2 separate regions of the Homo sapiens genome follow, and region 2 is linked to region 1. Evidence: read pairs that join two places in POLR2A ChIA-PET (ENCODE). Cell type or tissue: Panc1. All regions are shown on one strand. Links, peaks and the distances in the headings refer to the core of each region. The heading gives the core; the rest is flanking DNA.

Evidence for each region. Peaks named below come from ENCODE experiments on the same cell type or tissue, not always from the same donor. Only the 100,000 strongest peaks of a DNase experiment are listed, where the experiment ranks them.
Region 2: POLR2A ChIA-PET joins it to region 1 with 11 read pairs; 4 of 35 experiments call an interaction of 5 or more read pairs at or near these places.

Annotation. Positions count from the first base shown.
Region 1 is chr16:15,922,323-15,934,448 of GRCh38, forward strand. The region is part of intron 1 of LOC107984869 (a long non-coding RNA gene); the gene reads right to left. It also overlaps the pseudogene RPL15P20. Among named protein-coding and RNA genes, the nearest start is that of ABCC1, 21 kb to the right of the region's middle. RefSeq lists an enhancer at 2,264-2,765. In Panc1, for the core only: no CTCF peak of the experiment used is centred there; no DNase peak of the experiment used is centred there; H3K27ac peaks cover 361 bases.
Region 2 is chr16:15,992,629-16,004,754 of GRCh38, forward strand. All of the region lies in intron 1 of ABCC1 (ATP binding cassette subfamily C member 1 (ABCC1 blood group)), which reads left to right. Among named protein-coding and RNA genes, the nearest start is that of ABCC1, 49 kb to the left of the region's middle. In Panc1, for the core only: no CTCF peak of the experiment used is centred there; DNase peaks (open chromatin) are centred at 4,253 and 5,973; H3K4me3 peaks cover 1,406 bases; H3K27ac peaks cover 7,733 bases.

The sequences.
Region 1 (12,126 bases), core at 2,180-10,179:
AATTATTGTACTTTTAGTAGAGATGGGGTTTCACTGTGTTGGCCAGGGTGGTCTCGAACTCCCGACCTCAAGGGACCCACCTGCCTTGGCCTCCCAAAGTGTTGGGATTACAGGCGTGAGCCACCGCGCCCAGCCGATAACTCAAAAATTTTCAAGAGGCAAAGACTTATTTTTTAACAGATGTGAGACTCAGTGTTTTAAACAAGACCCAATAAAGACAGTATGAGGCTAACTGAATCTGTCCCTCCTGCAAAGAAACATTTTTTTACTGTTTTTTAATATTACATGAAAATTTTGTTTAAAAAACTAAATTTTACCTTTGTATGTAAAATTGTTCCTTTAGTAGTTTTAATTACATATATTATAATGTTAACTCTTAGGCAGTCTCCGCCTCTCGGGTTCAAGCAATTCTCTTGCCTCAGCCTCCCGAGTACCTCAGACTACAGGTGTGCACCACCATGCATGCCCAGCTAATTTCTGTATTTTTAGTAGAGACAGGGTTTCGCCATGTTGGCCAGGCTGGTCTCAAACTGCTGACATCAGGTGATCTGTCCGCCTTGGCCTCCCAAAGTGCTGGGATTACAGGCGTGAGCCACTGCATCCAGCCATTACTGACTTTTATTTTTAATGAAAAACTAAGGAGGTAGGCAATTTTAATTATGTACCAGGTACAGAGTCTAGGACAGTAATAATATATGTCAATAATATATGATGCTTTTTAGGATAGGCAGGGGACATGGTTAATTCTACACATCCCCAGGCCTTATCTACAATCTAAGGGCTTTAAAATAGACAAGTCCAACAATTATTTAAAATATTATAGAAGGGCCAGGCATGGTGCCTCATGCTTATAATTCTAGCACTTTGGGAGCAGAGGCTGGTGGACGCCTTGAACCTAGGAGTTAGAGACCAGCCTGGCCAACATGGTAAAACTCGATCTCCACTAAAAATACACAAGTGAGCTAGACATGGTGGTACGTGCTTATAGTCCCAACTACTTGGAAGGCTGAGGTGGAAGGATCACCTGAGCCCAGGGAGGTTGAGGCTGCAGTGAGCATGCCACTGTACTCCAGCCTGGGCAACAGAGTGAGTCCCAGTCTAAGAAAAAAATTTATAAAAGTAGTTTAGGACCTGAAAGGTCTTAGTAAAGACAATACCAGACTTGTCTAATTTACACCAAATGTTCACATTCTGAAGATGTTTTTATTTTACTAATAATTGAAAAACTGTCTTTATTTACTAAAGATTATTAAAGTCATGTGAACTAAAAGATACTTAAAGTTTTTATTTTTTGATGAAATATTCAATTTAAGTGGTTAAGTCAACTGATTAGAGCTTTTAAAAATATATTTCAGTAGTGAAATATTATATATTCATGGCACATATAAACATAGACATAACAGACAGAAGTAGATCTTATAGACTTGTAAGACTTTCTGTCAATTTTAAAATTTTTATTAATTAATTAATTTATTAGAGACAAGGTCTCACTCTGTCACCCAGACTGGAATGCAATGGTATAATCATAGCTCACTGTAGCCTCAAATTCCTGGGCTTAACTGATCCTCTCGCTTCAGCCTCCTGAGTTGCTGGGACTACAGGCATGCACCACCATGCCCAGATAATTTTAAAAATTTTTTATAGAGATGGTGTCTCACTTTGTTGCCCAGGCAGGACTTGAACTCCTGGCCTCAAGTGATCCTCATACCTCAGCCTCCCAAAGTGTTGGAATTACAGGCTTAAGCCACCACATCTGGCTGGTTTTAATTATTAAACAATAACAAAAAAATTCATTTTCTAAAAAAAAGAGTACTGTGGCCTCTATACAAAAATAAAGAAAAACAATTTAGCATAGTGAAAACAAGATAGAGTCAATAATATTAAATTTGTATTTTTGAGACAGAGTCTCACTCTGTTGCCCAGGCTTGAGTGCAGTGGCTTGATCTCAGCTCACTGCAGCCTCTGCCCCCCTGGTTCAAGCAATTCTAGTGCCTCAGCCTCCGGAGTAGCTGGGACTACAGGCTTGCACCAACATGCTTGGCTTATTTTTCTATTTTTAGTAGAGACAGGGTTTCACCATGTTGGCCAGGTTGGTCTTGAACCCCTGACCTCAAGTGATCTGCCCGCCTCAGCCTCCCAAAGTGTTGAGATTACAGGCGTGAGCCACCGCGCCCAGTCAATTATGTTAAATTACCCTTATTACTATGATTTTTATAAAAGTGGTTTCAAGCATATAAAGAATGTTTGTTATTACTATTATGTATTATTTTCTTTATCATGATACTTCAGTCAAAAGGAACTGCTTAGGACAGCTTGAATATGTCCCATAGTTACAGCCTGCAAGCCTTTTTCTTTGCTGTGCCATGTGCCTAAGACACCATCCTTCGTTTGTGTGTGTCAAAACCCCACCAGTCTGTCCTCTTAATCCCAACACCAATGTCCTGGGTGCCAATAAAGGCTTTCCTCACCTCCAAATTGAGATTTTATTGACCTCTCTTGGGGTGCTTATACTGGCTTTGGGTTGAAATCTATTTTTTCTCCTCTCCCTTGAAGAAGCACGTCTCTTTGCTTAAGGGAACGTAGAAGCCACAGCAGATCCTAGCAGATATCTGTTACCCTGAAGAAGAGGTCAGGGCCCAGGCACGGTGGCTCATGCCTGTAATCCCAGCATTTGGGGAGGTCGAGGTGGGCGGATCGCTTGAGCCCAGGAGTTCGAGCCCAGCTTGGGCAATATGGCAAGACACCGCCCCCCGACTCTACAAAAAATACAAAAATTAGCCAGGCGTGGTGGTGAGTGCCTGTAGTACCAGCTACTTGAAAGGCTGAGTTGGGAGAATCAGCTGAGCCCAGGAAGTTGAAGCTGCAGTGAGCCGTGATCGCACCACTGCACTCCAGCCTGTGCAACGTGGCAAAACCAGAGTGGGGCCTTGTCTCATTTTAAAAAGTAATAAGAGACCGAGCACGGGAACTCAGGCCTGTAATCCCAGCACTTTGGGAGGCTGAGGCGGCCAGATCACTTGAGGCCAGAGAGTTGGAGACCAGCCTGGCCAACATGGGAAAACCCTGTCTCTACTAAAGATACAGAAATTAGCCGGGTGTGGTGGCAGGCACCTGTAATTGCAGCTACTGGGAGGCTGAGGCAGGAGAATCGCTTGAATCTGGGAGGCGGAGGTTGCAATGAGCAGAGATCGAGTCACTGCACTCCAGCCTGGGCCGCAGAGCAAGACCCTGTCTCAAAAATAAATAAATAAATAAATAATTTAATAAATAAGAAGAAAGGGTCAGGGCCATTTTTAAAAGGCACTAGATAAGGCCTGGTTGCAATCAGGGAGTGCGGGCAACTGATTTCTTTGAAGCCTCCTCTTGTTCTGTTTCCGTGACATTGACAGGGACCAGCTCCCATGGTTCAGGAGCTGCTGAGGGTTAACATCCTGTCCCAGGAGGGATCTGACCACACCAATGGCTTTATCGTTGCCTAATTGGGGAGGCCCTGTGGGGGATGTTTCAAGGACTGAGAGTGCAGAGGAGCCTCCCGCATGCAGTTACGCTGATGGAAACACAATGGGTGGATTGCCACAGGGGCCCGCAGGCTCGCTGGCAAACAGAGCGCACAGGTGGAAACCTTCCCCGCTGACCAGATACTTTGTTTCCTTTCTGGGGAGGCAGATAAAACAGTTACCATAACCCAAACCCTGCCCACTCTTCATTTGCAAACTGCAATGCTCTTAGACATCTTCCTTAGGTAAGCGCTTTGAGAGCTCCTGTTCATTTCAGGACTAAAATGAACAATAATAGCGACCGTCCTTCAGAGCCTGCTGGATGCCAGGCACCTCACAAGTGTCTCCCAGTGCTGGGTGCAGTGATTCACACCTGTAATCCCAGCACTTTGGGAGGCTGAGGTGGGTGGATCGCTTGAGCTCAGGAGATCAAGACCAGCCTGGGCAATATAGTGAGAACTCTGCCTCTAAAACAAAGAAAAAGGAAAAAGTAACTCCTGGTGAATTTCCACCTTAGAACAAGAGTGGGAGGTGTCCTATTCATGATCTTTAATGCTTTGCTCAAATATCACCTTCTCTGTGAGGCCTACCCTGACCACTCTGCTTAAAATTGCAACCCTCCACCACCTCCACCCCGCATCGCAAGTTCTCGTCACAGCCTTTCTCACCTGCTACCCACTCCATGATTTACTTATTAAGTATGTTTGTTAGGCCGTGTGCAGTGGCTCATGCCTATAATCCCAGCACTTTGGGAGGCTGAAGCAGGTGGATTACCTGAGGTCAGGAGTTCAATACCAGCCTGGCCAACGTGGCGAAACCCCATCTTTACAAAAATACAAAAAAGTTAGCCAGGTGTGGTGGTGCGTGCCTGTAGCCCAGCTACTCGGGAGGCTGAGGCAGGGGATTTGCTTGAACCTGGGAGGGAAGGTTGTAGTGAGCTGAGATTGCACCATCGTACTCCAGCCTGGGCGGTAGAGCAAGACTCTGTTTCAAAAAAAAAAAAGTATTGCTAAGTCAAAAAGTATAAACAGTCTAATTTTTTTTTTTTGAGACAAAGTCTCGCTCTGTTGCCCAGGCTAGAATGCAATGGCACGGTTTCGGCTCATTGCAACCTCTGCCTCCTGGGTTCAAGCGATTCTCCTGCCTCAGCCTCCCGAGTAGCTGGGATTACAGGCATATACCACCATGCCCAGCTAACTTTTTGTATTTTTAGTATAGATAGGGTTTCACCATATTGGCCAGGCTGGTCTCGAACTTCTGACCTCGTGATCCGCCCGCCTTGGCCTCCCAAATTGCTGGGACTACAGGCAAGAACCACCGTGCCCTGCCTGAAGAGTCGAAATTTTTTTTTTTTTAAACAGTTTCACTCTGTCGCCCAGGCTGGAATGCAATGGCACATTCTCAGCCCACTACAACCTCCGCCTCCCAGGTTGTAGCCATTCTCCTGCCTCAAGCCTCCCAAGTAGCTGGGATTATAGGCACCCACCACTATGCCTGGCTACATTTTGTAGTTTTTTTTTTTTTCTTTTTGAGACGGAGTTTTGCTCTTGCTTCCCAGGCTGTAGTGCAATGGCGCCATCTCTGCTCACCACAACCTCCGCTTCCCAGATTCAGGTAATCCTCCTGCCTCAGCCTCCCGAATAGCTGGGATTACAGGTATGCGCCACCACGCCCAGCTAATTTTGTGTTTTTAGTAGAGATGGGGTTTCTCCATGTTGGTCAGGCTGAACAACCGACCTCAGGTGATCTGCCCGCCTCAGCCTCCCAAAGTGCTGGAATTACAGGTGTGAGCCACCACGCCTGGGTCTACTTTTTGTAGTTTTTAGTAGAGACAGAGTTTCACCATGTTGGTCAGGCTGGTCTCGAACTCCTGACCTTAGTCGATCTGCCCGCCTCAGCCTCCCAAAGTACTGGGATCACAGGCGTGAGCCACTGCGCCCGGCCCAAATAGTCTAAATTTTAATAAATACTGCCAAATAACACTTTCAAAAGAGTATCCATTCATACTCCCACCAATGGTACATAAAAAGTCTCAATAACAATTGGTAAAATTGGTTTGGTGGGGAATTCAACTCTACACTGCTGAGCTGCTGCTATTTGCAACCATAGAATCTTTTTTTTTTTTTTCTTCTGAGACAGAGTCTCGCTTTGTCACCGAGACTGGAGTGCAATGGCGCTATCAAGGCTCACTGCAACCCTTGCTTCCCGGCTTTAAGTGATCCTCCTGCCTCAGCTTCCCGACTAGCTGGGATTACAGGAGTACGCCACCATGCCCAGCTAATTTTGTATTTTTAGTAGAGACAGGGTTTCACCATGTTGGCCAGGATGGTCTCGAATTCCCGACCTCAGGTGATCTGCCCGCCTTGGCTTCCCAAAGTGCTGGGATTACAGGCGTGAGCCACCGTGCTGGGCCCTGCAAACATAGAATCTTAGAGTTGAAAGGGACATAAAAATCCATCGAATTCTTGTCCAACTCCCCTCCCAAGGCAGCAATCCCCTGCAATACAGCCTTGTTTACAACGCTGTTGTCTGTGACTGGGGTCAAACTCCACATCTTTGATCTTAAGAATAAACCACCACTGACAGTGGGCTTATCACATCCAGTAAGTTTGTTATATCACTGGGCCAAAATCTACTTTCCTGGTGGGGCCCGGTGGCTCACGCCTGTGATCCCAGGACTTTGGGAGGCTGAGTAGGGTGGATCACCTAAGGTCAGGAGCCAGAGACCAGCCTGGCCAACATTGCGAAACCCCATCTCTACTATAAATACAAAAACTAGCTGGGTGTGGTAGTGCATGCCTGTAGTCCCAGCTACTCGGAAGGCTGAGGCAGGAGAATCACTTGAACCCAGGAGGCGGAGGTTGCAGTGAGTGGCGATCACTGCACTGCACTCCAGTCTGGGTAACAGAGCGAGACACACACACACGCACACGCACACGCACACGCGCGCGCGCACACACACACACACACCCTACCTTTCCTGCAACACACCCCACCTATCCTAGCTCAGCTCTGGGAAGTAACACAAAAGAGCTAATCCTTTTCCACATGACAGCCCTTAAAATATTTGAAGACTGTATCACATTTCCCCAGAGCCTTCTTTTTGTGGGGTACAACTTCCCAGTTGTGACCAAACACGTCCCTTCCATAGGAAAGTGCTGACTGGAGTCTCTTCAGCTGAGTGGCCCAGCATAAGAGCTTTAGAGTCACTAGGCTTGGGTTCAAGGCCATGTTCCCACCCCTTCCAGCCACCTGACCTGGGCTAAATCACTTCTCAGACTAGTTTCCTCCCTTGGATAAACTGCATAGCAATAATACCCATGTCATAGGGTTGCTGGTTTGGCCACATTATGATTTTTTTTCTTTTTGAGACAGAGTTTTGCTCTTATTGCCCAGGCTGGAGTACAGTGGCACAGTCTTGGTTCACTACAACCTCCGCCTCCTGGGTTCAACTGATTTTTCCTGCTTCAGCCTCCCGAGTAGCTGGGATTACAGGCACCTGCCACCATGCCCAGCTAATTTTTTGTATTTTTAGTAGAGTCGGGGTTTCACCATGTTGGCCAGGCTGGTCTCGAACTCCTGACCTCAGGTGGTCCACCCGCCTTGGTCTCCCAAAGTGCTGGGATTACAAGTGTGCGCCACTGCTGGCCTTTTTTTTTTTTTTTTTTTTTTTTTTTTTTGAGACAGAGTCTTACTCTGTCACCCAGGCTGAAGTGCAGTGGCATGATCTCGGCTCACTGCAACCTCCGCTTCCCAGGTTCAGGTGATTCTCTTGCCTCAGCCTCCTGGTAGCTAGGACTACAGACACCCGGCACCACACTCAGTCACATGGATTTTTTTGGTGGGTTCCTTCCTCCATAAGAAAAAAAGTGTTTTAAATCATATTTTATGACTGTGTTAGTATAAGGATGAATATAACAAGGCCTGGTGCAGTGGCTCATGCCTGAAATCCCAGCACTTTGGGAGGCCAAAGTGGGAGAATTACTTCATCCCAAGAGTTCAAGAACAGCCTGGGCAACATGGCAAGACCCTTTCTCTACAAAAAATAAAAAATATAAAAATTAGCCGGAAGTGGTGGCATGTACCTGTGGTCCCAGCTCCTCGGGAGGCTGAGGTGGGAAGACTGCCTGAGCCCAGGGGGTCAAGGCTGCAGTGAGCCATGATTGTGCCACTGCACTCCAGCCTGGGCGCCAGAGCTCCTGCTCAAAAATACCAAAAACTAAAAACTAAAAATAATATATATATGTAATAAAGGCAGGGTTATGTTTATTTTTTCTTCTGATTTTAAAAGAAGTAAAACATTTTCATGGGGCCCTAAAAGTATTGTGGGCCTTAGGCATCATGCCTTCTGTAAGTTCATAGGCCCTGGCTGCTGGAAGGAGTAAAAAAGAAAAAACATGCCAAATATGTAAAGTGCTTAGCGCAGCACTGGGCCTGGCTCTTTGTAACTTAATAAATGGTGATCAAAAATTAAAAAGTGCAATGCAGGCCGGGTGCAGTGGCTCACGCTTGTAATCCCAGCACTTTGGGAGGCCAGGTGTGCGGATCACGAGGTCAGGGGTTTGAGACCAGCCTGGCCAACATGGTGAAACCCTGTCTGTACTAAAAAACACAAAATTAACCAGGCATGGTGGCACACACCTGTAATCCCAGCTACTTGGAAGGCTGAGGCAGGAGAATTGCTTGAACCTGGGAGGTGGAGGTTGCGGTGAGTCGAGATCACACCATTGCATTCCAGCCTGGGCAACAAGAGTGAAACTCCGTCTCAAAAAAAAAAAAAAAAAAAGTTGGGGGTGTAGTGCAGAGAACAGAGTGTAACCCTGGAGAACTCTGCAGAGCTTTCCTTTTTTTTTTTTTTTTTTGAGACGGAGTCTCGCTCTGTCGCCTAGGCTAGCACAATCTCGACTCACTGAAACCTCTGCCTCCCGGGTTCAAGTGATTCTCCTGCCTCACCCTCCTGAGTAGCGGGGATTACAGGTGCATGCCACCATGCCCGGCTAATTTTTTGTATTTTTAGTAGAGACATGGTTTCACCATATTGGCCAGGCTGCTCTTGAACTCCTGACCTCAGTTGATCTGCCCACCTTGACCTCCCAAAATGGTGGGATTACAGGCATGGGCCACCACACCTGGCCTGCAGAACTTTCTTTATTGGCATGCATTGGGACTTGCAGACTCAGCTTCAGCTGAATGTAAGGAACAGTTCCTGGGTCCATGTTTTCTCACTGTGTTCACAGAGTCTTGCAAGAGATTCTGCAAAAAGACACACAGTCTATGGCATTTATCTTGAGACGAGAGAAAGTATACATTTAAGGACATGTGCGTGAAGAATTCTGGAAGGATAAAGAAGATATTAATTTATAGCCATTACCTATTGAGAAGGAAGGATTGGGAATATTGTGAATAGGTCCAGGAGTGGGAGAGAGACTTTCCACTGTATGCCTACTGATAGTTTTGATGTGTAAACAATGATAATAGAGTGCTGATTCAAAAATGTTAATAATTTTTTTTTTTTTTTTTTTTGTGATGGAGTCTCACTCTATCACCCATGCTGGAGTGCAGTGGCGCAATCTCAGCTCACTTCAACATCTGCCTCCCGGGTTCAAGCGGTTCTCCTGCCTCCACCTCCTGAGTAGCTGGAATAACACTTGTGCACCACCACACCCAGCTAATTTTTGTATTTTTAGTAGAGACAGGGTTTCGCCACGTTGGCCAGGCTGGTCTCGAACTCCTGACCTCCGGTGATCTGCCAGCCTCGGCCTCCCAAAGTGCTGGGATTACAGGCTTGAGCCACTGCACCTGGCTCAAAAATCTTAGTAATTTTTTTGACTGTCCTAAATTGTTTATTAGGTATGAGTTTTACAAACTTTACTTATATTAGTGGTAACAGTGGAGATTGAGAGTATTGCGCCTTCTCCAAGCTGCCCGGCAAGAACCACCAATAGTGTGGTGGAACTTACGGCCCTTTCCAAGGCCATGGCTCTTTTGGCCTGCACATGCCAGCCCACGCATCTCCTTGTGCTTGTGGACTGGTTTGGTGATCCACTGGGTGTCAGGATTTCTTCCAATAGCTTTATGGAATGGATCAATGAGGATAACCTCAAAAAATTTGTGTGTGGAATCTTCACCCATCCAGTAAGAATTCAGGACTCTTAGAGCCCCACAGTGGCGTCCAACTCACTCCTCTGCAATCAACTGTAGGCTTCAGTTAATACCATGATGGACAGGCTTGCCGTAAGTTGCACCCTTAGGAACTGAGCATTTTCGGCCATCACGGAGAATACGAATCCCGTAGATAACATAACCTTGCTTGATCTTGTAGCCCAGTTGGTGCACTTTATCGGGCCGGGTGGGGCGGGGAGCCCTGTGGAGAGCAGAGAGCTGGCGGTACTGCCAGCAGCGGACCCTCAGAAGAAAGCTCATGACATCAGACTGCTTCTTCCTCCACAGCTCGTGGATGTACTTGTATGCACCCATCTTGGCTTACCTGATTGCTGCCGCCAGACAGAAGGGCCAAAAATCTTAATAATTTTTATTTTGAAAAATATATGCATGTGGTTAGAAAAAACTTCAAACAGTTCAAAAGGGTGAAAAGCAACTCTCCCTCTTGTACCCAGGGAGTACCTGGTAAGATATAACATCTCATACAGGACTTACAGAACCTCTATAAAAACTATTAAAAAATTTTGTTGAGAGACAGTAAAGAAGACCTAAATAAATGGAGAGATATACATGTTCATTGATTGGAAGAGCCTAGATTTGAAGGCGCCAACTCTTGTATTGATTCATAGATCAAATTTAATCCCAATGAAAAGCTCAGCCTTTTTTTTTTTTTTTTTTTTTTTGCAGAACTTGACAATCTGATTCCAAAACTGATAGGGGAATAAAAGGGAGTCAAACTACCCAAGACACTCTTGGGAGGAAAAAACAAAACCAAAAATGAACTGTGGGCTGGGCGCAGTGGCTCACGCCTGTAATCCCAACACTTTGGGAGGCCGAGGCAGGTGGATCATCTGAGATCAGGAGTTTGAGACCAGCCTGGCCAACATGGTGAAACCCCGTCTCTAATAAAAATACAAAAATTAGCTGGGCATGGTGGTGGGTGCCTGTAGTCCCAGCTACTTGGGAGGCTGAGGGAAGAGAATCGCTTGAACCCAGGAGGCAATGGTTGCAGTGAGTCGAGATTGTGCCACTGCACTCCAGCCTGGCAACAGAGCGAGACTCCATCTCAAAGAAAAAAAAAAGCTAGACATCAAGTTAGGGAGAGGAAGACAAACCAGAACCCACATTCCTTTTTGACGCTGTTGTTTACTTTTCCATTATAGCCATTCTAGCACAATTAGAGTAATATCTTATTGTGGTCTGTTGAAATACTTTAGAGGAAGTTACACAGATCATGATAGATTACTTTAAATGCCATGCCATATATCTCTAAAAATACACGTTTATGTATTGGAAGACTCAATATTGTTAAGATGGCGATACTACTCCAAAGTGATCTATAGACTTGATGTAATCTCTATGAAAATCCCAATGTCCTTGTTTGCAGACCTGGAAAATTCAAACCTAAAATTCACATGGTATCGCACCCAACAGCCAATCTTGAAAAATGAGCAGAGTTGGAAGACTCACACTTGGTGACTTCAGAATTTACTACAAAGCAACAATAATCGAAAAGTTTGGTATTGGTAGGAAGATAGGCATATAGATTAGTGGAATAGAATCGAGAGTCTGGAAATAACCCATACATCTATGGTCAATTGTTTTGTTTTGTTTTGTTTTTTTGACAGAGTCTCACCCTGTCACCCAGGCTGGAGTGCAAAATTATCACACCTGTAAGTTCCGAAATTTTTTCTCTTATTATTTCATCTACAGCTTTTTTTCCTGTGTTTTGTCAGTTTTATTTTTCTGAAATGCTTATTATTTAGATGTGGGATCTTTTTGTGTGACCTTCTAATGTTCTCCATTTTCTCTGATCTCTGCAAGATTTCAGCAATTTCTTTCTTCTTCCCTTTTCTTTTTTTACTTCTTGCTTTCTTAATTTCTGAGAGCTCCTTTTTGTTCCCTGAATGTTTCTTTTAAAAGATATACTGGTCGGGTGCAGTGGCTTACACCCGTAATACCAGCACTTTGGGAAGCCAATAGGAGGATCGTTTGAAGCCAGGAATTTCAGAGAAGAATTCTGCAATCTCCTCATTGAAGGTTGTGGTAGTCATACCTGACCCTGTGAATAATTCTAACCAAGGCTGGGCATGGTAGCTTATGCCTGTAACCCCAGCACTTTGGGATGCTGAGGCAGGTGGATCACCTGAAGTCAGGAGTTTGAGACCAGCCTGGCCAACATGGCGAAACCCCATTTCTACTAAAAATACAAAAATTAGCTGGGCATGGCAGTGCATGCCTGTAATCCCAGCTACTTGGGAGGCTGAGGGAGGAGAATCGCTTGAACCCGGAGCTGAGATCATGCCATTGCACCCCAGACTGGGCAACAAAAGTGAAATTCCATCTCAAAAAGAAAATAAAATAAAAATAAAAAAATTCTAACCAATGAGGTATGATTGAAAATGACACACGTCTTTGCCAATCATACTTCATTGGTTAGAATTATTATTATTATTTGAGACAGAGT
Region 2 (12,126 bases), core at 2,728-10,727, 71 kb after region 1:
AACCTTGGGTGATCCTCCCGCCTCGGCCTCCCAAAGTGCTGGGATTACAGGCGTGAGCCACTGTGCCTGGCCAGGGACCACTGTCTTAATATGTGAATTAGGCGATGCCATGACCCTGCTTAATGCACTCCCAGGGCCTCCTGTGAGAATTAGAACAAAAAATCCATGCTCTGTACCATGCCTCCAAGATTGGCTATGTGGTGGCCTTTGGTGACTTCTCCCGCCCAATCTTGGGTCCTAGCTCATTGGTGCAGCCATATCCTCCCCCCACCCCACCCCACTGTGGCCTTTGCCTGTGCCATCTTTCTGCCTGGTATGTGCTTCCCGAGATCTTTGCACAGCCAGCTCTTCCTGACCCTTCCAGTCTGCTAGGATGTCATCTGCCCAGACCGCCACTCTGGTGCTTCCTGTCCTGACACCCCTGCTCTTTCCTTCACAGCAGGTACTGCTCTTTGTCATTATGTTCTTATCTGTGAGCTTTCATCTTTGATGGACTATGAGTCTTAAGAGGACAGAGATATCGTTTCTGATTTTCCCCCATGCCTGTGACTAGCCCAGGTCTAGGCATATAGTAGGTGCTCAATAAACAGTCATCGAATGATAGATTGAATGAATGAATGCATGACAGGAACCCTGCACTTATCTGTGTTAATCCGTCTCTTGGCTGCCGGGAACACCAGCTCCTGCAACCTGGCACTTGGGTCACCTGATTGAACCCTCCTGATAACTCTCTAAACTCTGTAATAGGTGGGTTCTAGAATTAGTCCCATTTCACAGATGAAGAAATCAAGGCCTGGTGAGGTGAACTGACTTGCTTTAGGGCAGCAGGGATGATTTTTGCCTCTCTGGAGATATTTGGCAATGTCTAGAGACAGTTTTGATTGTCATAACTTGAGGAGGTGGGGAGTGCTACTATCATCTAGTGGCAGAGGCCAGCGACGCCACTCAGTATCTTACAATGCACAGGATGGCCCCCGACAACCAAGAATTATTTGGGCTCAAATACCAGCGGTTCTGAGGTTGAAGAAGCCCTGCTTGAGGGCACACATCTGTAAGTGGTGGAGACGGGAACCTAGACCTGGAACCTTGTTTTGTTAACCACTACCCTGCACTGCTCACATGCGGGGGTGGGTGGGTGGGAAGAGTTGTAGAATGTTTCCATGTCTGAGTCAAAATCTTGCTTCTCTGCTCTAGGGAGATGAATTTGGAATCTGTGAGGCCTGAGGCCATTCACTTGATCTCCGGCCCTGGAGATCTTGCCTCCAAGCGACCTCAGGCTCCATCTGTCTGCCATGTACCTTGCAAACACCTTAGAATTCTGGCTGGGCATGGTGGCTCACACCTCTAATCCCGGCACTCTGGGAGGCCGAGGCGGGCAGACTGAGTTCAAGACCAGCCTGGGCAACATGGTAAAACCCTGAATCTACAAAAGATACAAAAATTAGCCAGGCATGGTGATGCGTGCCAGGTAGTCCCAGCTACTTGGGAGGCTGAGGCAGGAGGATTGCTGGAGCCCAGGAGATCGAGGCTGCAGTGAGCTGTGATGGTGCCAGTGTACTCAAGCCTGGGCAACAGAGTGAGACCCTGTCTCAAAAAACAAAACCAGCTGACCAAACAAACCAAAAGGCCTTAGAGTTCAAGCACGTGGTTTAGAGGTGGTGGATCTCAGTGTCAGACTCTCAGTGGGTTCAAATCCTGGCCCTGTTTCTTCTAGGTTGACGAGCCCAAGCAATTTACATAAACTCTCTGGACCTCAGAGCCCTTGCCAGGAAAGGGGAGAGTTTTAATAGTCCTGACTTTGTAGGGCTGTTGGAAAGCTTAAATGGACTGTGCTTGGGAAGCACTTAATCACTGTGCCTGGCGTGATCACTCTGGCTGTTATTATTGGCACCCAATAAATACATGCTTTCTCTTTGTTTCCAACTCAGCATTTAGAAATGTCCTACCCTTCAATTCCTGCTGCTATTTATTTATTTGAAGTGCGAACTAGCTTTCTTATTATTATTTTAGAAATCATGCAGAGGAGAAAATTCAAACAGTACGAAAGATAATACAACAAAAAATAGTAGTTGCCTTCCTCTCCCTGGTTTCAGGCCTACCCCCTGCAGATTAATTAGCTTTTTTTCTTTCTTTTTTTCTTTTCTTTTTTTTGCAATATGAAGTCTTGCTCTGTTGCCCAGGCTGGAGTGCAGTGGTGTGATTTTGACTCACTGCAACCTCCGCCTCCTGGGTTCAAGCAATTCTCCTGCCTCAGCCTCCCTAGTAGCTGGGATTAGGGCAGATCATGAGGTCAGAAATGTGACAACAGCCTGGCCAACATGGTGAAACTCCATCTGTACTAAAAATGCAAAAATTAGCCAGGCGTGGTAGCAGGCGTCTGTAATCCCAGGTACTTGCGAGGCTGAGGCAGGAGAATTGCTTGAACTCGGGAGGTGGAGGTTGCAGTGAGCCGAGACCACACCATTGCACTCCAGCCTGGGCAACAAGAGCGAAACTCCGTCTCAAAAAACAAACGAAACATCAAATTCCTGACTGTGTATGCTGCTTGCAGGTTATATATGACCAGGCCTGGTTCTGTATCTGTAAAATGGGTTACGTTATAGTACCTGAGTCCTAGAGTTGTGTGTGAGGATGAAATGTAATGTGAAACACTTAGAGTGGTGCTTGGCTGATGCAACTAATGAATCTTCCCTCTTACTCTTTCTATAGACAGAAGAAGGCGGCACAGGTTTCTTCATTGCTTTTCGCCCTTTGCTGAAATGTCATCTTGGCCCAGAGGCCCTTTCTGTCTACCTGATAAAGAACTAGCACCTGCCCACCCACCATTATGCTTCACCCACTTTCTTCTTCTTCAAGCCATTTGCTCCCATTGGGCATACATAGAGTTGTTTTTTTTAGCTGTTGGTAGTTTTGGCCGCTTTGCATAAAGTGAAATTGTGTGAGAGTGGAGACTTTATTTTACTTCCACATGACCTTGGCCCATGGTAGTAGTCGCTGATAAATGTCCACTGAGCAATAAGAACCCGACTGTTGCAAGTTACTTATTTATTTATTTTTGAGACAGGGTCTCAGTCTTTCACCTAGGCTGGAGTTCGGTGGTGCAGTCATAGCTCACTGCAGCCTCGAACTCCTGGGCTCAAGGGATCCTCCTTCGTCAGCCTCTGGAGTAGCTGGGACTAAAGGCAAACGTCATCACATCTGGCTACTTTTAAATTTTTTTATTTGTAGAAGGTGGGGAGTCTCACTCCATTGCCACCTCTGGTCTCGAACTCCTGGGCTCAAGTGATCCTCCTGCCTCGGTCCCCCAAAGTGTTGGGATTACAGGTGTGTACCACCACGCCCAGCTAAGTTTTTTTTTTTTTTTTTTTTTTTTTGAGATGCAGTCTCACTCTTTTGTCCAGGCTGGAGTGCAGTGGCCTGATCTCGGCTCACCACAACCTCCACCTCCTGGGTTCAAGCGATTCTCCTGTCTCAGTCTCCTGAGTAGCTGGGACTACAGGCGCACGCCACCATGCCCGGCTAATTTTTGTACATTTAGTAGAGAGAGGGTTTCACTATGTTGGCCAGGCTGGTCTCGAACTCCTGACCTCATGATCCGCCCGCCTCAGCCTCCCAAAGTGCTGGGATTACAGGCGTGAACCCCTCCACCCGGCCAGCTAAGTTTTTAAATTTTTTTGTAGAGATACAGTCTCACTGTGTTGCCCAAGCTGATCTGAAATTCCTGGCCTCAAACTATCCTCCTGCCTCTGCCTCTTCAAGTGCTGGGAAATATAGGCATGAGCCACTGCACCCAGCTGGTTGTGAGTTATTGAGATGGTTGAATTGGGAGTGGATGCTCAGGCCTCAGTGGAACTTGTGGTACACAGTATGTCCTCATTACCTCCCATCAGTGGCAGTTGAGATTCATAATCACTTTTTCTGCCTGTTGTCTGCCCCATCCTCTCTGTGGCCTTCCCTCCTGTCCTGGAGTTGGCTGGCTGGGTCCCTGGCAGGGCTGCATGCGTTATCCCTGCAGGCCTGCTTGCCTTATCCCTGCAGGCCCTGGTGGAGCATCTGTGCAGAACCTGTGCCATCCAGATGGGAGCAGTAAGGGTGTAGGGCAAAGTTAGTGAGCTGCCCGGTGCACGAGGACTTCCATGATAATCAGGGCTGAACCAGGAAGGCAGGTCAAGGCCAGGGTCATGTACAGAAAGGAGGTCAGCACCAGGATCTTGTATGGGAAGACTTAGATCAATGCCTAGTGCCTTAGTCATCATCATTCAGCCCAGAAAACATGACGCTATGCAACAGGAATTTTATGAACACACAAAGGTCAGGGGCCACTCGGACTTGGACGGGGTCCCCAACTCTTTGAGTGTCAGGGCTGAGGGCATGGAGACACAACTTGATCAAGCTGGTGAAGTGTCCAGCAAGGAGAAGCCTCTGTTGGAGGGAGCCGGGAGCTGGGGAGGACATGCGCTTTCTCTTTTTTTTTTTTTTTTGAGACGGAGTCTCGCTCTATCGCCCAGGCTGGAGTGCAGTGGTGCAATCTCGGCTCACTGCAACCTCTGCCTCCTGGGTTCAAGCGATTCTCCTGTCTCAGCCTCTCACGTAGCCGGGACTCAGGCCTGTGCCACCACGCCTGGTGAATTTTTTTGTATTTTTAGTAGAGACGGGGTTTCACCATGTTAGCCAGGATGGTCTTGATCTCCTGACCTCGTGATCCACCTGCCTTGGCCTCTGAAAGTGCTAGGATTATAGGCGTGAGCCACCGCGCCCAGCCGACTTGCGCTTTCTCTGTAAAGATTTCTGTGGGCCAGGTTCCCCAAAGGGCAGGCCCTGGGCCAGTGCAGTGACCGGTGACCGTGTTCAGGACTCATCTCTTGTGGCTGAATTGTGTGTCTGGAGAGTTGGGTCCTTCTGATTCTGCTCAGAGCGTGGTGGGCCTGGCTGGATTTCCCTAGATTAGGAAGCAGCCTCGGGTAGCTGTGATTCTTTGAGTTGGGAACAGCAAGTGGCCTGCAGACTGCCAGGGAATCGTCCCTTCCTTGAGCCTTTAGGTATTGCCCATTATTCACCGTTTTTCCCAGAAGCCTCCAGTAGTGAGAGTCGCACTTCTTACCTCCTGGAGTTGTTAAAGTAAAGAAGGACACATTAGGGTCCCTGCCGGTAAGGAACATCCAGGAGGCCTCGATACCTTTTTTTTTTTTTTTTTTTTTTCCCTGAGACAGAGTCTCGCTCTGTCACCCAGGCTGGAGGACAATGACCTGATCTCTGCTCACTGCAACCTCCACCTCCTGGGTTTAAGCGATTCTTGTGCCTCAGCTGCCCGACTAGCTGGGATTACAGGCATTTGCCACCATGGCTGGCTAATGTATTTTTTTTTTCTTTTTCAGTAGAGATGGGGTTTCACTATGTTGGCCAGGCTGGTCTTGAACTCCTGGCCTCAAGTGATCTGCCCTCCTCAGCCTCCCAAAGTGCTGGGATTTCAGGTGTGACCCACTGCGCCCAGTCCCGATACTTTGTTTCTTTGAGACAGTCTCTTACTCTGTCACCCAGGCTGGAGTGCCTGGGTGGGACGATCAAAGCTCACTGCAGCCTCAAGCCCCTAGGCTCAAAAGATCCTCCCACTTCAGCCTTCTGAGTAGGTGGGACTACAGGCCTGCACTACCACGCCTGGATAATTTTTAAATTTTTTTGGTGAAGACAGGGTCTTACTTTGTTGCCCAGGCTTTTCTTGAACTCCTGAGCTCAAGCAATCCTCCCGCCTCAGCCTCCCAAAGTGCTGGGTTTACAGGCGTGAGCCACTGTGCCCGGTCCTCAGATGATCTTAGCTTTGTGACCTATGCTGTTGGCCGCTGTAGGGGCTGTGATGGAGGTGATGTGGGGGTGGATGGCAGGGGTGACCCGTGTTGGCTGCTTTCTGTAACAGTCATAGTTCATGGTCAGAGTCAGATTTCCTCTCGTCATGCCTTCCTTCCCTTCCTTCTGCTCCCTCCCACAGCCGCCCTTTGGGTCTGGGCTGGCCATCTGGCTCTGAGCAGGAAGCTAGCCTGTGCTCTTCAATTTGCTTTCTGCAGGGGAAACACCTTCCTTTGCTCAGCGTTTCCTGACCTCTCCTTCCCTGGAGTTCCGGTGTCCTTAAATGCTCTCTGGTTTCTTCTGTAGCTTACTTTCTTGCTTGAAAGGACAACTTTTCTTTGTCCTTTAGACTTCTTATCTCTGGGCAATACAGTGGTGGTGGCAGTGGTGATTATTATCAACTATTAGTATCTGCTACTACGGTTTATTGTCTCTAGACTGTATCAGCACCTGTCACACATTGTCCCATTGAATCCTCTCCAGAACTCTTCCAAATGATGTGTTTTCCTGACTTTTAAAAAAATTAAAAAAAAATTTTTATATTTTTTTGAGACGGAGTCTCGCTCTGTCTCCCAGGCTGGAGTGCAGTGCTGCGATCTCGGCTCACTGCAAGCTCTGCCTTCTGGGTTCATGCCATTCTCCTGCCTCAACCTCCTGAGTAGCTGGGACTACAGGTGCCCGCCACCACACCTGGCTAATTTGTTTTTTAATATTTTTAGTAGAGACAGGGTTTCACCGTGTTAGCCAGGATGGTCTCCATCTCCTAACCTCATGATTCTCCCACCTTGGCCTCCCGAAGTGCTGGGTTTACAGGCGTGAGCCACTGTGCCCAGCCAAAAAAATTTTTTTAAAGAAATGGGGTCTCGCTGGGTGCGATGGCTCACGCCTGTAGTCCCAGCACTTTGGGAGGCTGAGGTGGGCGGATCACCTGAGGTTGGGAGTTCCAGGACAGCCTGACCAACATGGAGAAACCCCATCTCTACTAAAAATACGAGATTAGCCAGGCGTGGTGGCAGGCGCCTATAGTCCCAGCTACTCGGGAAGCTGAGGCAGGAGACTCGTTTGAACCCGGGAGGCAGAGATTGCGGTGAGCTGAAATCTCTCCATTGCACTCCAGCCTGGGCAACAAGAGTGAAACTCCGTCTCAAAAGAAAAAAAAAATAGAAAAAGAAAAATAAAAGAAATGGGGTCTCACTGTGTTGCCCAGGCTGGTCTAGAATTCCTGGGCTCCAGCTGTCCTCCCATTTCGGTCTCCCAAATTGCTGGGATTAAATGTGTGAGCCTCTGTGCCCGGCCTCTTTCTCTCTCTCTCTCTCTCTCTCTCTCTCTCTCTCTCTCTCCTCTCTCTCTCTCTCTCTCTCTCTGTCTCTTTCTTTCTTTCTTTCTTTCTTTCTTTCTTTCTTTCAGCCTGAGTCTCGCTTTGTCGCCAGGCTGGAGTGCAGTGGCACGATCTGGGCTCACTGCAACCTCTGCTTCCCAGGTTCAAGTGATTCTTCTGCCTCAGCCTCCCGAGTAGCTGGGACTACAGGTGCATGCCACCATGCCTGGCTAATTTTTGTATTTTTAGTACAGACGGAGTTTCACCATATTAGCCAGGATGGTCTTGAACTCCTGATCTCATGATCTGCCCGCCTCGGTCTCCCAAAGTGTTGGGATTACAGGCGTGAGCCACCGCTCCTGGCCTTCCTTTTTTTTGAAGCAGGTTCTCACTCTGTTGCCCAGGTTGGAGTGCAATGGTGTGATTATGTCTCACTGCAGTGTCTACCTTCCAAGGCTCAGGTGATCTCCTGCTTCAGCCCACTGAGTAGCTGGGATTATAGGCGAGTTCACCATGCCTGGCTAATTTTTGTGTTTCTAGTAGAGACGGGTTTCACCATGTTGTCCAGGCTGGTTTTGAACTCCTGGGCTCAAGTGATCCACCCGTGTCGGCCTCCCAAAGTGCCGGGATTACAGGCATGAGCCACCGTGTCCAGCTTTTCTGACTCTTTTTACTTATCAGGAGACTGAAGCTTGGAGAAATTAAGTGACTTGCCCAAGTTCACATGGGGTTAAGGCCTGAATTTGAATCTACATCTGCTCAATTAGGAAGTGAGTGGTCATAGCTAGTCTCTACCTGGATGGATTGTTGTTTAATTGTTAAATTTTTTCAAAATAATTTTAAATTATTTTATTAAAAAAGAGGGTATCATTATGTTTCCCAGGCTGGTCTTGAACTCCTGGGCTCAAGTGATCCTCCTGCCTTGGCCTCCCAAAATGCTGAGGTTACAAGTGCAAACTACTGTGCCTAGCCAGATTATTACTTAACAACCAAAACAAAGGAGGAAATTGACGGTGGACAAGTAAGAAGATCATTGCAAAGGTTGGGGGCAGGTTGTTTGGGGAGTGTGGAGGAAGCTTTTTAAATGAGGTACCTGAGTTGGATTTTGAAGGATGAATAGGAGTTTGTTAGGACAGAAAGACATTGCAGAGAGAGGATCTAGCAAGAGGTGACTGAAGAAACCATTTATTTGACCAGCAGTTGGGGAATGCCTTGAAGGCAGGAACCACAGCCTTTCAGAATCTCCAGTGCCTGCAACAGTGTCTAGAACATTATCTGACAACAAGCTTGGTAAATACTTCTTTAAGTAAATGCCTGAGTAAGGCACATTTGGGGAACAGGGTGGGAGAAATTGTAGGAGAAGTAGATGGGACTTGAATGTAGAAGGAAGGCCTCATGGATCACTGCAAGGGTTGGTTATTTTTTTTTATTTTTTATGTTTTGAGATGGAGTCTCGCTTTGTCGCCCAGGCTGGAGTGCAGTGGCGCGATCTCGGCTCACTGCAAGCTCTGCCTCCCGGGTGCACGCCATTCTCCTGCCTCAGCCTCTCCAAGTAGCTGGGACTACAGGCGCCCGCCACCACGCCCGGCTAATTTTTTGTATTTTTAGTAGAGACGGGGTTTCACTGTGGTCTCGATCTGCTGACCTCGTGATCCACCCACCTCGGCCTCCCAAAGTGCTGGGATTACAAGCGTGAGCCACCGCGCCCAGCCAGGGTTGGTTCTTAAAAGCCAATAGGGAGCCATGGGAAGTTGTTTCCCAGCAGAAGAGAGAAGGCCATTAGATCTGCCCTATTTATTAATGCAAATATCTAAGTCTATGAATCTTCCTCTGAGCAGGAAAACGTGATTGCTTTTAAATCCATATGGAAAGACCCTCAGTTTTACTCATGATAAAGAGAAAAGGAACTTAAACTACACAGAGATATTTTTCACTTCAGATTGGCAGAGGTCGGAAACTTGTTATCTGCTGTGCTTTGTGAAGTAATTGCCTTTGTACCTTATCAGCTGGAGTATGAATTGATGTTCCCTATTTGGAGGGCAGTGTCTGTCTAAATGTTACTGTAGGCACCCTTTGACCTGGCAGGTTCCTTTTTTGAAAGTTTATATATATGTGAGACAGAGTCTCATTATGTTGCCCAGGGTGGTTTCAAACTCCTGGGCTCATGGGATCCTCCCACCTGGGCCTCCCAAAATGCTGGAGTTACAGATGGGAGCCACCACACCTGGCAGAGAAAGTGATCTTATCAACACTCTTGCTTGAGTGTGAAATTCAATTGTTTATTCAATGCTGCATTGTTTGTAAGAGGAACACCAATGCCAAGTCCCCAGGAGACCGATGGAAGTCAAGTTCATCCCTACAATAGAATACAAAGCAGCCGTAACAAAGAGTGAGGAAACTGTTCATGTATACTGCGGGATGATCTTTAAAATCTGTGGTTAAGAGAAAAAAGCAAAGTACGGAACATTATGTAACGTATGCTTCCTTCGATTTGATAACAGAAGATGTATATTTACTTTATTTTTGTATAAAATATTTTCTGAAAGAAGACATAAGCAACCCATGATCATTGCCTCTAGAGAGAGGAACTGAGGGGAGGGCCATAGGGAATGGAATGAGAAGACTTGTCCCTTGTACCTCTTTGTTCAAAAGAAATATCAAGAATAAAACACATCTATGTTACTGATAAAGATAGTTTCCAAAGGCTGTGTGCGGTGGTTCACACCTGTGATCCCAGCACTTTGGGTGGCCAAGGCGAGTGGATCGCTTGAGCTCAGGACTTTGAGACCAGCCTGAGCAACATGGCAAAACCCCATTTCTACTAAAAATACAAAATTAGCTGGGCATGGTGGTGTGTGCCTGTGGTCCTAGCTGCTCAGGAGGCTGAGGTGGGAGGATTGCTGGAGCCTGAGAGGTTGAGGCTGCAGTGAGCTATGATTGCACCACTGCATTCCAGCCTGGGCAACAGAGTGAGACCTTGTCTCAAAAAAAAAAAAAAAAGTTCAGTTTTTAATATTAGCTAAGTAAAAAAAAGCAAGGTATAGAATGGAGTATCGTAGTGCCTTTTGTGGCAACAAAATAGGTCGTATTTGGAATATATCTGGAAGAATGTAAGATGTTAGCAATGGTAGCTTGCCTGTAGGGTAGCAATGGGGGGCTGTTAATTTGGGGAGAAAGACATATTTTTCACTGTATACCTTTTTGAGTAATTTGAAAGAGTTTTAGCACACAAATATATTACCTATTAAAAATAATTACAAAGAGAGGGAGACATGGGTGGATGCATGGATGGATAGTTGGTTGGGTAGATGGATACATAGACAGGTGGATGGATTGGTTGGTGGATGGATGGATGAACTGTTGGGTGGGTAGATGGATTGATGGGTGAATGAATTGGTAGGTGGGTAGGGTGGATGGATGAATTGGTGGATGGGTAGGTGGATGGATGAATGAACTGGTGGGTTGCTGGATGGGTGGATGAATTGGTAGGTGGGTGGATGGATGGATTGATGGGTGAATGAATTGGTAGGTGGGTAGGGTGGATGGATGAATTGGTGGATGGGTAGGTGGATGGATGAATGAACTGGTGGGTTGCTGGATGGGTGGATGAATTGGTAGGTGGGTGGATGGATGGATGGATGGGTGAATGAATTGGTAGGTGGGTAGGGTGGATGGGTGAATTAGTGGATGGGTAGGTGCATGGATGAATGAATTGGTGGGTTGGTGGATGGGTGGATGAATTGGTAGGTGGGTGGATGGATGGATGGATGGGTGAATGAATTGGTAGGTGGGTAGGGTGGATGGGTGAATTGGTGGATGGGTAGGTGGATGTATAAATGAATTGGTGGGTGGGTGGATGGATGGATGAACTGGTGGGTGGGTGGATGGATGGATGGATGGGTGAATGAATTGGTAGGTGGGTAGGGTGGATGGGTGAATTGGTGGATGGGTAGGTGGATGTATAAATGAATTGGTGGGTGGGTGGATGGATGGATGAACTGGTGGGTGGGTGGATGGATGGATGGGTGAATGAATTGGTAGGTGGGTAGGGTGGATGGGTGAATTGGTGAATGGGTAGGTGGATGGATGAATGAATTGGTGGGTGGGTGGATGGGTGGATGAATTGGTAGGTGGGTAGCTGAATGGATGAATTGGTTGGGGGGGGTGGATGGATGAATTGGTGAGTGGGTAGTTGGGTGGATGGATGCATTGGTGGGTGGGTGGATGGATGAATTGGTGGATGGATGGATGGATGGGTTCATGGTTGGGTGATAAATATATCCATGGGTATACATATGGATGTGTACATAGATAATTCTCTGGCTATGATAGGGAGGACTGGCTGTGGTGGGGAACACTGACTGTGGTGGGGAGCACTGGCTGTAGCGGGGAGGACTCAGTAGGACAAGGAGAGGCTGGAGGCAGTGAAGACTTAGGAAGCAGTTGCATAGTCCTGGCAAGGAATAATTTGGGGCTAGGATCAGGTCAATTAAATGTTTAACATTGGAACTATGTCTCTTGTATACATAACTGCATATGTCAAGTCTTGGTATCGTTTTCTTTCTAGCAGGGCACATTCCTTTGGAATGAGCTTTTACTGGCAACTGCTCAGAAGCTGTTCTGTATATAATGACCACCAACAGTTTAATCCTTTTTTCAGCCATCACCTCAGGAATTAACAGTAGTATGAAATCAATTAAAATAATCAGTCTTTGAGATGTCATGCCTTCTCCACGATCAACTTCTTCTTTACAAGGCTGTGTTCCAAATACGCCAGGCCAAAAAGACGTGAACTTTGTCCTTTTTAGGGTTTGTGTCTTGATGTTTCCTGGCTAAATCTCTTTGTATGTGTTGGCCTTGTAAGGTTTACTTTTTTTTTTTTTTTTTTTGAGATGGAGACTGTGTTGCCCAGGCTGGAGTGCAGTGGTGCAGTCTCAGCTCACTGCAACCTTTGCCTCCCGGGTTCA